Regions from separate parts of the Homo sapiens genome. Here all the other regions are linked to region 2. The links are chromatin loops, found by intact Hi-C in ENCODE. Cell type or tissue: B cell. All regions are shown on one strand.

The links. A loop is a pair of places that touch in the nucleus more often than their neighbours do. Peaks named below come from ENCODE experiments on the same cell type or tissue, not always from the same donor. Only the 100,000 strongest peaks of a DNase experiment are listed, where the experiment ranks them.
Region 1: a loop joins it to region 2, with 21 times the contacts of the local background. A loop is called at or near these places in 7 of 110 quality-filtered maps.
Region 3: a loop joins it to region 2, with 10 times the contacts of the local background. A loop is called at or near these places in 13 of 110 quality-filtered maps.
Region 4: it touches region 2 in a loop (21-fold over the local background); 5 of 110 quality-filtered maps call a loop at or near these places.

The regions. Positions count from the first base shown.
Region 1 is chr3:156,977,769-156,980,268 of GRCh38, forward strand. LEKR1 (leucine, glutamate and lysine rich 1) reads left to right here. Exons shown (of 13, transcript NM_001004316.3): 7 at 1,426-1,507. It also overlaps the pseudogene KLF3P2. Among named protein-coding and RNA genes, the nearest start is that of LINC02029, 100 kb to the right of the region's middle. RefSeq lists an enhancer at 877-1,006. In B cell, no CTCF peak of the experiment used is centred here; a DNase peak (open chromatin) is centred at 943; H3K4me3 peaks cover 1,522 bases; H3K27ac peaks cover 2,103 bases.
Region 2 is chr3:157,136,412-157,138,911 of GRCh38, forward strand. No RefSeq gene overlaps it. Among named protein-coding and RNA genes, the nearest start is that of LINC00880, 15 kb to the left of the region's middle. In B cell, CTCF peaks have their summits at 1,217 (motif pointing left) and 1,416; a DNase peak (open chromatin) is centred at 1,210; H3K27ac peaks cover 466 bases.
Region 3 is chr3:156,042,948-156,045,447 of GRCh38, forward strand. It overlaps the pseudogene ALG1L15P. Among named protein-coding and RNA genes, the nearest start is that of KCNAB1, 76 kb to the right of the region's middle. In B cell, a CTCF peak has its summit at 1,113 (motif pointing right); a DNase peak (open chromatin) is centred at 1,034.
Region 4 is chr3:156,508,725-156,511,224 of GRCh38, forward strand. The region is part of intron 8 of KCNAB1 (potassium voltage-gated channel subfamily A regulatory beta subunit 1); the gene reads left to right. Among named protein-coding and RNA genes, the nearest start is that of SSR3, 45 kb to the right of the region's middle. In B cell, CTCF peaks have their summits at 1,165 (motif pointing left) and 1,368; a DNase peak (open chromatin) is centred at 1,177.

The DNA.
Region 1 (2,500 bases), 160 kb before region 2:
ACAGCTTCTGTTCTGACCATCTTGCCTTCTACAGGAAACGCCACATGCTAGTCTGAATGCCTTTGTCTCCCACCTCAACATGACTCCCTACTCACCTGGCTCTTTCTCTATACTCCCACCATTATCTATCACACTTTTTACATGTACATTTTAATTTTGATTCAGCTGGTCTGATCCTCTGAATTTATATCATCCAAAACTTCCATATGGTCAGTAGCAGGTACTCTCTAATCCTCCCTCTCCTTACCATGGGTGACCTAAAAAATGAGAACTTTTTTTAGAGATGCTAAGCAAACTATTCTTAGAGATAGATAAAGTTAATGTAATAAGAACAAGAAAACATGTAAACTAAGAAACAAAAATTAATGTATGTAAAAGCACTGGATAAACAAAGGTTTATACAAATGTCTGGTAAATGCTAATTAAAACATTTGTTTAGAGTGAATTTATTTTCTAATTTAAGGAACTAACTCTTTGTAAAATAAAGTTAAGAATGCCGATTTATATAGTTTTATGTATTTATATGGATGCATAAAGATTTTAAAGTTTACTATTAAAATATGTCACTGAAACACCTGAACAGATGGAACATAGAAATTTTACAACTCCAGTGTTTTGAACATTTTTTTTCTGGAGACACCAACCAGTCTATCAGTTTGTTTTCCATTATAACTTATTCTCAAAAAGCGTACCAGCAAGGGCTGTCACTGGGGCTGGGGTTCAGATCACAGTTTCCACACACAGGACAATGGAAGGACTTAGATAATTCAAGCCATTTGTTCTTTCTGCTATGGTTTCAGTTCTGCATTCACACACTTGTTAGACAGGGCTGCTTGAATAATAATCCTCAAATACTGCTTACATTCTCCAGTTAAAGACTCTATGGAAGCCAGTTTCCTGCTTGTATTCTCTTGGTTTTGAAAGTCACTAAAATGCCTTTTAGATGCTACCCAGAGTTAACACGTTCTTTACTATGAGCCTGGAACATGATTTGTCTGTTTTAGTTCTAGCAGGAAGACTCAGCCATGCTTCACAGTTCCAGACCACAAAAGTGAGCTCAGGCAATCATGTGTTTTAGAAACAAGACACGTGATCAGAAATTCTTATGTTTGTCAGCTACATACATTTCCTTTGAAAACATTAGTAAAATTTAGCCTATTAGCTGTTTGAAAATCAGCATGGTGGTGGGGGCAGAAAGAGGCCAACAAATTGGGCCTGTCAAAACCCATTAAGTCTGTGGGGTGTTAGGATAGGGAGGGCTGAGTAGGCAATGATAAGTTGCATATGGACATACAGGCAAAGTGGAATAAGCAGCTGCCTTATTCTTCAGGAGCTGACTAGCAACAAAAGAATATGGTTTACTCTATGAAAATATCTGGACACTTAAAATGTACTAATCAGATGAAATACATTGTGTCATTTCAGATTTACAATGTCTAGTAGAGGCACTTGGATTAAAACTTCAGAAGGCGGTGACAGAGATGGACAACTATAAAGAAATGCTTATGTAAGATGGAGAATATTAAACAACTTATAACAGTGCTCTGTAGATGTGTTACAAAATGGCAAGAATTAGGAAGAAATGACAAGAATTATAAAGACCCTGGTGTGTTCTCTGTGATTCTTTTGGCAGTGATTTACTGGTGTGGGTAATAGTTTACTGCTGCTTTTCTTGCCCACTTTACTGGCCTAGATTATATATTGAAGAACCTGTAAATATTTTTAAATACATGGAGGATTTCTTTCTCTCAATAAGAAACTTACTTATCCATATATTAAAGCTTTCCCTGATAGTTCAAATGCAGTAACTTAATGTGAAATAGTCTTTGAACTTTTTTCTTATCTTTGTTTCTTTATTATCTCTCCACAAGAAACAATATTGAACTTGTATCTCAAAATTACTAATTTTAGCTTCAAAGAGAGAGTTGAGTAGCTTTGAAATGCTGAAGTACTTATGCTTGATATAAGTGAGAAAGAAATATTGGAAAACACGTGATAAGAAAATGATGTAAAATCAAGAACACTATTTCTTTTAAAAATTAATTTTCAGCCTGGGCAACACGGAGAAACTTTGTCTCCACAAAAAAATACAAAAATTATCCATGCGTGTTGGCACACTCCTGTAGTCCCAGCTACTCGGGAGGCTGAACTGGGAAGATCACCTAAGCCTAGAAAGTTGAAGCTACAGTGAACCATGATCATGCCACTACACTCCAGCCTGGGCGACAGAGTGAGACCCTGTCTCAAAATGAATAAATAAGTAAAAATTACTTTTATTTCAGAAATTTCAAAAATTATAGCATAAACATAGTATATCTATAATTATAATACTAAAATAGTATGTATATAATCTTTGAAAAGTAAGTAGATTCTTTTACTTTATGATATATATGATTTTCAGTTCCTATATTTTAGGAGGATGAACCTCATAAAAACATAAATATTTAGAATGCTTAGCAACCAAATGTTTGTGTTGACCATGAACTACTCCTAAAATCAA
Region 2 (2,500 bases):
CACGATAAATGACACTTGCCAGCATAGAGTGATGTGTTTTAATTGCTCAAGGAATAACACAGGCCATAAGGGGCACTAATGTTTAGGAAAAACAAGAGATCCACCTAGGACAAGATACCAGGGTCAGCCTTTCTGCTTGCTAGGAATTGGGCTATGCCTTTAAGGAAGAGATAATAGCAAGATGTATCAAGTACCTCCTACTCTGTGCTAATGTCTCTTTACATACATTACTGAATCTCACAACAATCACACAAGGGAAATGTTTATCATTGTCAACCCACAGATGAAGAAACTCAGGCTCAGAGAGGTTAAGCAATTCTGTCCAAGGCCACATGGCCACTGAGTAGGAGGACTAGACTTCTAATGCAGGCCAGTTGAACTCCAGAACCCATGCCTCTTTCACCACCTCGGCCAAGGAGGAAAGACCTCAAACTTTATCAGCTACCTTGGGGCTTAATTTGAAGCAGCTTCCAAAGCAAGCTGACACTGCTTCTAGGAAGCAATAGCAAAGCAAGGAAAAGCTGACACCCTCAGGTTCTCTGAGCACCACACTGAATGGGGTGGCAGGTGGAGCCACAGGGTTACTGGAGTTGATCTCTGGACCTGGACAGCTTGCAACCACAAGCAACGGGCTGGGTGCAGGTGTGGGTATGTGCATGACTCTGCTGGACAATTTCCCAGTAGCACACACGTGGCAAGCAGCGTCTACTGCTGAGCTCTAAAAGACTTTTGATGAGTTCAAACCTCATTATGTGGATGCTTTGTAATGAGACCAGTCAGCCCGGGCTTGGTAGAGTGGTTAAGTATACAGACTCTGCAACAAACTAAATCCTGGCTCAATCACTTACTAGCTGGGTGAAATCACCAACTCATGGGTTCCTCTCCCACCACACGGTTTTAGAAAGAGGTCAAATGAGTTAATATATGTGAAGCAGAATGGCATCTGGCACATAGTGCTTATATAAATAAGGGTTGCTATCTATTCTTCTGCCAGCAGAATCTAGCAAAGGTATGTACCTTTAGAGTTATTGCCAAAGGTTCAAGTCTGGATTAAAGGCCTAAATGAGGCTTAAATGGATGTAGCTAAAGACATTAGTGTTCCTTTGTAAACAGACAAGCCTTTATTGTGTTCAGAATAAGGCTTGCCAGTCAGCTGAAGTAAAACTTAGAGCAAGATCTTGTATCACAGACAGCCAAAGAGTGACCTCTAGTGGCGTAGGTTCTTATTACTGACTATGCAAACTGAAAGGCGTTCAAGGAACCACAGATTGTAGGACTATGGAAACCGATCGTGCATGGGTGTCTTTGTCCGTTTGTGTAACTATAAAGGAATACATGAAGCTGGGTAATTTTTATTTTATTTTATTTTTGAGACGGAGTCTTGCTCTGTCACCCAAGCTGGAGTGCAGTGGCGCGATCTCAGCTCACTGCAAGCTCCGCCTCCTGGGTTCACACCATTCTCCTGCCTCAGCCTCTCGACTAGCTGGGACTACAGGCGCCTGCCACCACGCCCAGCTAATTTTTTTGTATTTTTAGTAGAGACGGGGTTTCCCTGTGTTAGCCAGGATGGTCTCCATCTCCTAACTTCGTGAATGGCCCGCCTTGGCCTCCCAGAGTGCTGTGATTACAGGCGTGAGCCACCACACCCGGCCCCAAAGCTAGGTAATTTATAAAGAAAAAGAGGTTTATTTGGTTCACGGTTCTTCAGGCTATACAAGAAGCATGGTACCCATCATCTGCTTCTGATGAGGGCCTCAGGAATCTTCCACTCATGGCAGAAGGCAAAGGGGAATCAGTGTGTACAGAGATCACATGGCAAGAGCAAAAGCAAGAAGACAGGAGGAGGTGCCAGTCTCTTTTTAACAAGTAGCTCTCACAGGAACTAATAGAGCGAGAACTCACTTACTACCTTGAGCATGGCACCAAGCCATGAGGGATCCACCCCATGGCCCAAACACCTTCCACCAGGCCCTGCCACCAACATGTTGGGTATCAAATGTTAACATGAGACTTGGCAGGGCCAAACAAACCATATCCAAACCACAGCAATGGGGAAGATCGTCCTGGACCAAAAGAAAAGTTGTTCTGGAAACTGCAGCCATGAGAAGCCCTATACATTGGCAAGGTAGTTATCCTGATCTTTGAAAGTTATTTCATCCCCTCTGACGCCAGTGCTGATATTCTCAAGAACTCATGTTCCCAAGAGCTTCTGGTTATACAGGTCTAGAGAAAGCACAAATGGTGTGAACCTTCTGGAAAGGTACACATGTGGGAAAAAGTCTTTAAAATATTCATCTTAAAGGTCACAGGAGGCCGAGTGTGGTGGCTCATGCCTGTAATCCCAGCACTTTGGGAGTCCAGGGCGGGCAAATCACGAGATCAAGATATTGAGACCATCCTGGCCAACATGGTGAAACCCCGTCTCTACTAAAAATACAAAAATTAGCTGGGCGTGGTGGTGCGCACCTGTAGTCCCAGCTACTCGGGAGGCCGAGGCAGG
Region 3 (2,500 bases), 1.1 Mb before region 2:
GGGGCATGCGTGCAGGTTTGTTACATAGGTAAACTCATGTTGCAGGGGCTTGTTGTACAGATTGTTTCATCACCCAGGTACTAAGCCTAGTACACAATAGTTACTTTTTCTGCTCTTCTCCCTCCTTTCACCCTCCACCTTCAAGGAGGCCCCAGTGTCTGTTGTTCCCTTATTTTTGTCCATGAGTTCTCATCATTTAGCTCCCACTTGTAAGTAAGAGCATGCAGTATTTGGTTTTCTGTTCCTGTGTTAATTTGCTAAGGTTAATGGTCTCCAACTCCATCCATGTTCCTGCAAAAGACATGATGTAGTCCTTTTTTATGGCCACGTAGTAGTCAGTGGTATATATGTACCACATTTTCTTTATCCAGTCTATCATTGATGGGCATTTAGGTTGATTCCATGTCTTTGCTGTTGTGAGTAGTGATGCAGTAAACATACGCATGCACGTGTCTTTGTTATGGAATGATTTATATTCCTGTGGGTATATACCCAGTAATGGGATTGCTGAGTTGAATGGTAGTCCTCTTTTTAGCTCTTCAAGGAATTGCTACACTGCTTTCTGCAATACTTAAACTAACTTATATTCCCACCAACAGTATATAAGTGTTTCCTTTTCTCTGCAACTTTGCCAGCATCTGTTATTTTATTTTATTAAATTTTAAGTTCAGGGGTACATGTGTAGGTTTGTTATATAGGTAAACTTGTGTCATGGGGGTTTGTTGCACAGATTATTTTGTCACCCAGGTATTAAGCCTAGTACCCATTAGTTATTTTTCCTGATCCTCTCACTCCTCCTACCCTTCACTCTCCAACAGGCCCTAGTGTGTGTTGTTCCGCTCTATATGTCCATGTATTCTCATCATTTATTCCCACTTATAAGCGAGAACATATATTACTTGGTTTTCTGTTCTTGTTTCAGTTTGCTGAGGATAATGGCCTCCAGCTCCATTCATGTTCCTGCAAAAGACATGATCTTGTTCTTTTTTAGGTCTGCATACTATTCCACAGTGTGTATGTACCACTTTTTTTTTTTTTTCTTTTCCCCGGGTCACAGAACCAATTCATTCACCCGGCGGCACCACTGCTGTCATTTCAGCTTCTGGCCACTGGGAGGCGCTGCTCGAAAGGGTTTGCCCTGAGACTCCGAGAAGAAGCTGCGGGAAGGACAGCAGGGGTCCTGGGGTTTTAGTCTCTGGCCCAGGATTTATGTGTCCATAACCAAAGGAAGCACAGTCTGCACCCAGCTCTCATCCCATCGGAGCTGCTGCGACTCCCGCAGGTTCTTCCGGAACTGGTTTAGCTTGCCCTCAGGATCAGGAAAGTTTGAGAAAAGCATCTGCAGCTGAGCTGCCAGTTCCTCTGAGTCCTCAAAGACCAAGCTGTTTTCTTCATGTTTCACCAGCTCATGTAAACACTTGAAGTTCACAGCACACACAGGCAAACAGCACCCGAACATGTCCACCACCTTCATGGGCAGGTCCAGGCCACTGGAGGACGTGTGCAGACAGACACCCAGGTCCACCGACCCTAGAAGCAGGGGGTAGTCCTCGGCCTCCAGCCAGGGGGTGCAGACCTGGATGTGCTGGAAATGCTTCTGGTGGATGAGGTGGCTGTAATACTCCCTCAGAGGCCATTTGCCTGTTATCACACAGACGAGAGAAGGAAGGTTGTGTTCGTCAAGAGTCAGTTGCTCAAACTTTTCTAAAGCTGCCAGCAGGATGGAGAAGTCTTCGTCCTCTCAAGTGTTCCATGGGTCGTGCAGACCTGTCCAGCCTGTGCTGCTGACCAGCAGGGCTGGCCGCTCATGGAGACGCATCACCAGCCCGCTCCCAGCATCCCGCTTCATGAAGGCCGACCGCTCCTGGCTGGGTCCTCAGGTTCTGAGCGGGCCCTGAACGGAGAGTGCGTGCTGCCCAGCTTCATGAAGAGTCGGTGCTGCAGGTCCAGAGGTGTCTCTTGAAAGAAAGATGCCGGCTTGTCATAGATGGTCACAGCCTCAGGATAGCTGGGTTCTTGGCCATTCTTGCAGTGGTTTTCAAGGGTGAAAAAAGGAGTTTCAGCAAGACAGCTAACGTCTGGAGGAGTGAGCCAGGAAGTGTCTGTAGGCTTCCTCTAGAGAGCACTCTGGGCTGGTGGGCGTGAGGACTCCAGTTTTCATGTGCGTCCGTGTGAAGAGACCACCAAACAGGCTTTGTGTGAGCAATAAAGCTGTTTCTTTCACATGGGTGCAGGCCGGCTGAGTCAGATTTAAAATTGGTGAGATGTTCCTTGGGCTGGTGGGTCTGAGGACCTGAGGTTGTAAGTGGATCATTTTCATGGAGCAAAGAACAGGAGGACATGGGATTGATCTCCCAAGGGAGGTCCCCTGATCCAAGTCATGGCACCAAATTTCATGCATGTCTGTGTGAAGAGACCACCAAACAGGCTTTGTATGAGCAACATGGCCGTTTATTTCACCTGGGTGCAGGCGGGCTGAGTCTGAAAAGAGAGTCAGCCT
Region 4 (2,500 bases), 630 kb before region 2:
TTACAGAAGGAAATTGAGTACTCAGGGAAACAAAGTGGACCTGCAGCATTTATAGGGAGCCACCTGTGTGCTAGGGATACAGGGAGTATGTACGAGAGCTGCCTGTGGCGGGTGAGCGCTGGGGAGGCATCATTAGGTTAAAGAATAATGATTATTTCAACCTGGAAAGGAGCGCAGAGGGAGGACTTAACAAAGTCTTTCAATAGTTTAGTCAGTTTTTCTAAAAGTTTGTGATTGAGAGCTAATGAAACTAATACAAAGGCCCTGGCTCACTGAAGGAGGCTAGGACCTGGACCTCAGCATTTTTGCCAAATTTCCCAGGCGATTCTGATTCATGGTGGTGGAGTGGGGCGGAGGGGAAAGAGGGAGAGGAAGAGAGAGAGAGAGTAGATATCATACTAGCTATCTGTTTGCTTATGTACTAAGGCAAATAACTAAAGATTATAGCATGAAGCACTTGGGTTAGATAAAAAAGCAAAAGAGGAAATATAGGAAGACGTTTGTATCCATTGAAATGGCTTACTTGGGAATAGTATAAAGCAGTGTGTGTCAGCATTACTTGAAAGGCTGCTTAAAACACATATGCAGACTTTGTAATTTACTAAGTCTGGGGTGAGGCCCTGGGATTTGCATTTGTAACAAGTTTCCAGGTGCTGCTGCTGCTGCTGCTGCTGCTGCTGCTGGTCCAGGAGCTACACCCTGAGACCATTGGTGTAGACAAGCACGTTGGTTCTAAATCCTGGCTGCACACTAGAATCATCATCTGGGATGAGTTTTTAAATTATTATCGATGCTGGGGCCTCACCCCCAAGAGATTCTAATATAATAGAATTTCAGTGGAGCCTGGGCCTGGATAGTTTGTAAAGCCCCCACTCCAGGTGTTTCTAATATGTAGTCGGAGTTGAGAACCACTGGGATTAAGGCTTCTGGAAAACTAGGGAAGGAGCCCAGACCAGGAGAGTCACATTCAGTACTGGGTTATCAGGTTTAATCACATTTGTCTGAGTCTCCTTTCCCAGAGGCAGGTGATGCAGTGCACTAAACTATCTTTCTAACATCCTTTCCTCACTCAGAATTGTTATTCTGCCTAGGAGGCTTTTAAAAGGCATCTCCATGTTATGCACTTAACAGTATCTAGAAGACAGTTGATTTTTCCTTTCAGCAATGCTGCCCTCTAGTGTTCTTAATTATTCAAATCATGTAAAAACCCACCTTGGCCATCAGTATGGTTGTTTCCTATTAGTAAGCTAAACGAATTTTTCTCTGAAATAGAATTAAATTTTAATTCATGGCAACATGAATCTCCAAAACTGCAGCCTCTTGGTTCTCCTGCAATTTCTCCCTGCTTTTGATGTTGCAGCCTCCTTCCAGGACAAGAACTCACAGAGTTCCCTTTTCCCAATTCCACCAAGCTTTTCTCTTCAGAGTCAAAACTAAACAATGAGGAAAAAACTACCAGCAACAAAAAGACCTGAGGCATTGGAGTGCCTCGCAGAGGCTCTCCTCACCTTTTTCTCATTTCTGCTACACATCTCATGCCTCCTTTTACACTTGGTTCACAGTTTATTGAGACTAGAATTCATCAAACAGGTGCTGCCATGTCTTCCCATGATGGTTCTACAAACCTCCCTGGGTCCCATCATCTTGACAAAAGTGTCCTTCTTACCTCTAGGGGCTCTGTCCCTCCTCCCTCTCCCTTTATCAAGTCTCTCTCCCTCTTCCTTCCCAGCCCCGAGGCCATTTCATCAATAACTCCCTCTTCCTAGGTCACTCCAAATGGCACACAGGCTTACTCTTAATGTCCCGTGACCCTGAATATCCCTTCAGCTCCTGTCCTATTTCTCTTCCAAACTTATTGAATGCATTGTGTTTAAGGCCTCTCCTTCTTCCACTCATTCTTCCATTGAGTGGCTTCCAATGGCTCCAACCTTGCTTGATCCCATCACATCACTGACACTGAAGCTGCTTTTCTCATGGTCTGCAGTGGTCTCCCTACATATGGCCAAATCCAGTGGACACTGTTTGGGGCTGTTCTGACACAAATGTCCATGGCGTTCCACCCTGTGGGCATGGCTCCCTCTTGAAGTGCCCTCTGCTCTTGGTCTGACACATCCCTGTGTGCCGGCTTCCCTCCTGCCCCTTTGGCTGCCGGCTACCCAGCATCCTGCATGGGTCCTCTCTCTAACCCCTGGGCTGGCCATCAGAAACTCTTCTCTTTTCTGTCTATAGACTTTCCTTACAAGGCTCATCCATTTTCATGAATTTAAATATAATCAATAGACTGGTAACTAATAAATGTATATACACCTCTGGCCCAGATTGCTCACTGTCGTATTTATCCAACTATTAAATATCCACTTGACATCTCCCCTTTATTTTTTATTTTTTATTTTTTTTGAGACGGAGTCTTGCTCTGTCCCCCATGCTGGAGTGCAGTGGCGTGATCTCGGCTTACTGCGAGCTCCACCTCCCAGGTTCATGCCATTCTCTTGCCTCAGCC